Regions from separate parts of the Homo sapiens genome. Here region 1 is linked to region 2. A link is a contact called in ENCODE POLR2A ChIA-PET data. All regions are on one chromosome and are shown on one strand. The core of a region is the stretch at or near the end of the contact, and the rest is flanking DNA. Distances in the headings are between cores, read along the strand shown. Region 1 holds the start of SPSB4 (splA/ryanodine receptor domain and SOCS box containing 4). Region 2 holds the start of PXYLP1 (2-phosphoxylose phosphatase 1).

Evidence for each region. ChIA-PET counts read pairs that join two places held with the same protein, here RNA polymerase II (POLR2A).
Region 1: POLR2A ChIA-PET joins it to region 2 with 12 read pairs in WTC11. The contact joins the promoter of SPSB4 here to the promoter of PXYLP1 in region 2. POLR2A ChIA-PET finds 5 or more read pairs at or near these places in 5 of 52 experiments (HEK293, HEK293T and WTC11).

Annotation. Positions count from the first base shown.
Region 1 is chr3:141,049,980-141,052,793 of GRCh38, forward strand. SPSB4 (splA/ryanodine receptor domain and SOCS box containing 4) reads left to right here and starts at 1,368. Exons shown (of 3, transcript NM_080862.3): 1 at 1,368-2,013.
Region 2 is chr3:141,230,483-141,233,338 of GRCh38, forward strand. PXYLP1 (2-phosphoxylose phosphatase 1) reads left to right here and starts at 1,343. Exons shown (of 6, transcript NM_001037172.3): 1 at 1,343-1,429. RefSeq lists a silencer at 1,082-1,461.

The DNA of each region.
Region 1 (2,814 bases), core at 118-2,617, 180 kb before region 2:
ATGCAAACAGACAGTGATGAAACGTTAGAATAAGTACAATAAATACGTGTCAATACACACTTTTGTCACCTCATCATGGTTATCTTGGTTCATAAAGCATCATCTTATGCTTAGACTATTACAGTAGCTGCCAACCTGGTTTCCTCCATCCATCCATCCAGTTGGCTGCTAAGAGGTCTTTCTGGAATGCAAATCCGACAAGGTCACTACCCTGGTTAAAGGCCTCCCAAAGTGATGGGGAAGGTCAAGCTCTTGATACAGTCTCCACCCAAGACCCTAGACACCGTCCATCCCTCCAGTTCCGTCATACCCCCTCTGCTCATAGCACAGGCTCTGTGCTGTGATAGGTAGCTCTCCAGGTGACCATGTTGTACCCCTGCCTCCAGGAGCTAATTCATGTAGACACATTTACTAGGAAACATTCCCAGTTGCCCTTTCCAGTCTGACAAATTCGCCCCAGAACCTCTCTCAAAACGTTTCCTTCATAGAGTTGGATTGTCTTTACTTGTTTTCCATGTCCTTGATGAAATGCGCACTCTGCATCTAGACTCTGTCTGCATCTAGACTCTGTCTGCATCTAGACTCTGCCTGGTACCTGGCACAGAGAGGGATTGGGTTAGCAAATGACTGCGTAATGGACCTAAAGTCAATTCTGGGAGCACAGACGAGGGCCACCAAACCAAGAACTTTCAATTTCCCCAAGGAAGCGCAGATACCAGAAGCACCCTCGAGGCTTCTGTTTTGGCCACGCCCTTTACCCCATCGCTCAGTTCAGGCTCCCAATGAGGCGGCCCACCATCAGCGCTGGTAGAGCAAAGAGACCGACTTCCTGCGCCTCGGGTGGGCGGGGAACGCTCCTTGAGCAGGTGCGGTATGAAATTGGACTTTAAGAGATGAGTTGGAGCCTGATCTCAAAAATAAAGTGTGGACGTGTGTGTCTGAGGAAGGGGGATAATAAACCACCCTTTTTTCCTCCTGGCTGCTATTTCCCACGTGCGTTGAGTAAAGGCACCAAAGCTGCCTAGTGACTGGGTGTCTCCTCCCCGTCAGGGGCACCCACCCTGGCGCTCCAGGAGCGCTTGAATGAATCCGGGAGGACCCGCGCGCAGGAATGAATGCGAGAGCTAGGGAGTGAGCGGGCGAGTGGGCGGGTGAGTGAATGGCGACCGCGCCGCCGCCTTGGCACAGGGGCGCGGGCGCGGGCTCCACTTCCCTCTCCCGCCAGCTGGTGGCCTCGAGAAGGTGGCGGCGCCGGCAGCGGCCCGAGCTGGGACGGCCGGGGCGCGGGATGGTGGGGGAAGGGGCGTTCCCGGCGACCGCGCCTTCCGCGGCTATTGGATTAGTGGCCTTCAGGGATGAGCTCAGCCAGATCGGCTTTCAGCTGCAGCCTCCGGGCCGGCCGGGAAGGCGGGGAGCGGGCGGCGGCGGCGGAGGAGGGGGAGGCGGCGGCGGCTGCAGCATCCAGAGCTGGCCGTGGCGGCCGGCGCGCCCCGCGCACAAAAGCACCCAGCCCCAGGGGAGGGCGATGAACACACCACATCCCGGGCCCGGGCCCCAGCTGCTGCTACCGCTGCGTGCGCTCAGGGCGCTGGGGAAGACGCCCGGCGCGCCGGGGGCCAGCGGCCGAGGCGCGGCCCGTGCGCCCTGAGCGCGGGACTCGTCGCCCTCCGGGTCAGGCGCCAAGCTTCCAAGCGGCTAGAGCGCGGGCCTTGGAGCGCCCCCAGGATCGCTTCAGTAAGGCGCTTCCCCACTCCAGGCCCGACCCCCGGCGCCTGAGCGCCAACTTCGCCAAGAACGCTCCTAACTCCAGGCCATCCTGCAGCGCAGAGGGGGCGCTGCTGCCGGGCATCAGCCGTGAGGACGCGCCCCTGGCCGTGCGGAGAGAGCCGGCATTTGCGGGTCACTCGGGCGCCCCTGAGTGGGCGGCGGCGGCAGCAGACCCCTCTCCAGGGAGTCCAGGACCTGCCAGCGCTGGGGATTCTTCCCGAACAGGCGCTTGCCCTCTCTTTTATGGTAAGTACTCTCCAGCTCCTGGTGAGGGGCGCGCGGGGGCCGGGAGCCGAGATCCGGCTGCACGGACTTTGTGCGGGCCAGCACTCGACACAGCTGGCGCTCCTGACGTCCCAGTCCCTGAGAATTCCTCTCTGCAGGTTGTGGCAGTTCGAGATGGTTGATTTGCGCGCAGCCCTGGGGCGTTTGGGGCCCGGCCTTTGGTATCATGGGTTCTAAGCCCTTTGCTTCTCTGCGTAGCGGACAACGCACAAAAAACTGCCATCCGATTCACCCGCTTTGGTTTGGATCCAGGATCCGTCACTCACTGGCTGAGTGACCTTGGACAGGGCGCCAAACCTGTTTCCTCATCCGTAGGATGGGAATGATAATTGTGCACATTTTATAGGGGTATTGGAAAGATCTATGGGATGGTGTTCGTAGGTAGACATGTGCTGGGCACACAGGAAACACTCAATCATATGTTAGCTAGTATTATTATTAGCTTTGCGAGCCCAAGCTTGTTATCCAACTTTCCGAAGCTGCAGCAGTTCCGTCGTCCGTGTAATGGGGACAATAATTCCTGGGGGTCTGTTCGTCCGGGGTATTCGGAGAGGTGGAAGTAAAGCACGGGTCACGCAATAGGCACCGGTGGCTGTTGTTACCGTTTATTCCTGACTCTGGGGCAGTGAGGCTGGTCGCCTGGCCCGAGAGCGACTCAGGGACCAGTCCTGGCCTTGCTTGAATACAAACTTGTCTATGCTCGGGAAGGGAGGGGGTTGGGAGCTCAGGAAACCCTAGGCGCAGGGCTCTGGGAAGGAGGGA
Region 2 (2,856 bases), core at 93-2,592:
TGGGAGAGGCTGTCAGTATTCAGGGCAGAAAAAAGGCCCGGGATAGCGCTGCATCGGGGGAATACCAGAGGCGGACAGGCAGCAAAGTCCGGTACTGACGAGCCATTAAGGCACCTGATGAAGAAGGCATGACAGGTGGCTGAGAGAATGGCGAGACCACGGGGATAAATGGAGTTGGGAGCTTGGAAGAGGTAAAATTTAGTGCCAGACGTGGTAACTTGAGGAGGAAAGTTCTAAGAAAAAAACCGGAGGGTAGGGGGAAATATGGCTAACATATCTGAGCCAAGTGTGTGGATTTGAGAGCCATCAATCAAGGAGAGAAAGCAGAAGTCAAGGGATGAGATCCTCCCAAAGGTGCACCTCAAAGGTATATAGTAGCAAATTCGAATCCGTATCTATTTTGCCTGAGGCTAGTTGTGCTAGGACACACAGGGTTGCTGTAGACCTCGAGCTGACAGCAAAGACCTCTCTGATAATCGCTGTTGGTCGTTTCATCTCCCACAGAGAAATCTGGTGGAAATCTCCACCAGCTGGAACCTAACATTTGCAATAAATGACCCACAAATACTGATCAAACCAAATACAACCGTTCGCCTATCAGATGTCTAACGGGGCGTTACAGGCAGCCCTCAAGTGCTCTGAGGATCTTCAGCAGCGGCTCCAAGGAAGCCGCGGGCCGGGAGCAGGTGGGAAGGGCGACTGCGCGGGGCCACGACCTCCCCGGGTCTCTGCAGACCGTTGGAGACGGAGCAGCAGCGAGGACTAGAGCAACACAAGGCCGGATGTGTTCTGAGCCGGAAGAGGAGTGTGGGATAGGCCGAAAGGGGTGGGGGGTGGGGGGTGACAGTTTGGGTCTACGTGGCAGCAGGCGCACCCCAGACGCGCGCGCCCACCCGGCGATAGCATCAGCGGCGCCAGGGCAGGCACATGGCCCCAAAGCACCCACACTAGGGCCCGGGCCGGCCAGGGCTGTGTTCCTGGGCCTTGGCGCGCCTCCGCGCAGTCCCTGATCGCAGGTCAGGAGTTGTGAGGCACGCGAGAGCCCTGCGCGTCTGTGGTCGTGGTCCCTGCGCGCTCGGCTTGTCCGTGCCCGTGGCTTTGCACGCCGAGGGCTCTGCAGACTGACCAGTCTCTCCGGGCTGTGCTGGGCCTCCCAGAGGCAGTGTCCTCTCAGCAACCCCGCGCGGTCGCCCCCGCCCAGCCGCACCGCAACACCGCCTCCGGGGCGGAGCTCCAGGGCTCCTGGTGCAGGGCCGGCCGAACTGAGACGGGGCGCGGCGGGGTCGGCAGGGGGCGCTGCCGGGCCCCGCGAGCTCCCCGGTGGCGGGTGCGCGCCGCCCTCGCCTCCCCTCGCGCCGGGAGGAGCTGGCGGCGAGCGCCGAGCCGGGCGCGCAGCGACGGAGCTGGGGCCGGCCTGGGACCATGGGCGGTGAGTGCGGCGCGGGCCTGGGCCGGGGCGGTTGCCGTTGGGGCCGAGCAGCGCAGAGGTTCTAGGCGGGTGGGCGTCCAGGGTCCGAGGTTGGGAGACTGAGGGGGTCCCCCTAACTCGCCAGTGGGAGAGGGGCGGGAAGGCTGGGGGCGCTTCGAAGCGTCGGGTCCGAATCCCGCGACTAAGCCTCCTCCTTTATCCCCGCGCTCGCCCCTGAGCCTAGGACTTGCGCCCTCTTTCCTGCCACTCCCCCCGTGCGCCCGGTGTCCCAGCCCCGGCGCCCGCCCCATAGCCCCCTTCTCCCAGAGCTGGCGCCGTCTCACGCCCGCTGCGAACCCCCGGCTCTGTCTCCAAGCCCTCGCCCCCCGCAGCCCCGCACTCTCCCGCGGAGCCCGCCTCCACCTCGCCCCCGCCCTTCCAGCCCTCTCCCGCACGGCCCCCGCACTCCCGCCGCTGGATTCCAGCCGAGATTCAAGCTCCCGGGATCCCCCTTCCCGGGCGGTCCTGAGCCGGCTAGTCTCCAGGTAAGGAGGCGGCCGCAACTTCGCGGCCTTTCCCGGAGACGGGGCTGGCTCCTCTTGGCAGCCACCTGCAGCCTGACGCCTCCGGGAGTCCCGGGCCTGGCCACGGGGCCGCCCGAGCGCAGGTTAACATTCCTGGATGCGCAGGTTAGGACCGTGTGGTGTAGACCCACGACGTTGCTTTTGCTGGTGAACTTGCCTATGTCCTGATCTTTTAAATAAGCTGGGTTTGTCACACACACACACACAGAGAGAGAGAGAATGGATTTGCTTAGGGTAGGTTGCCTGCTTTGCAGCCGCAGCTGCCTTTTAAATTGTACCTGTGGATGGTAAAGGATTCACGGTGCAGGACGTGGAGCCATATTTTCCCGCTTCGGCTGTGAGTTCAGCGATTGCGAGGGGGCTCTGTAGTGAGTGAGGTTATCACCGCCTGGCTAGCCAGTGTCTTTGTGGAAAGGCAAGGATCCTTTGTAAGCATTCAACAAGTAAAATCAGGAGAGATGGGGAATCAGATCGAGCTGTGAATGGGGAAGTGTAGGGGGGTGGATGGGGGATCGGAGAGTGCTCCACAAATGGAGCCGTTTGTTGATATTTGCAGAAGGCCCGTGGGTGTGAAGCTGGCAGTGCGGAGCCCACCCTTTCAAACGGGATGCGACTGCGGTCGGGCTTGGCAGTAACTTACCCTCCTCAGAGGTGTTGGTGCCCAATCGGGACATCTGTGGGAAGGGGATTTATAGCAGATGGATCAAAAGGCCTCGGGCGCGGTGGCTCACGCCTGTAATCCCAGCACTTTGGGAGGCCGAGGCGGGCGGATCACCAGAGGTCGGGAGTTCGAGACTAGCCTGACCAACATAAAAACCCCGTCTCTACTAAAAATACAAAATTAGCCAGGCGTGGTGGTGCATA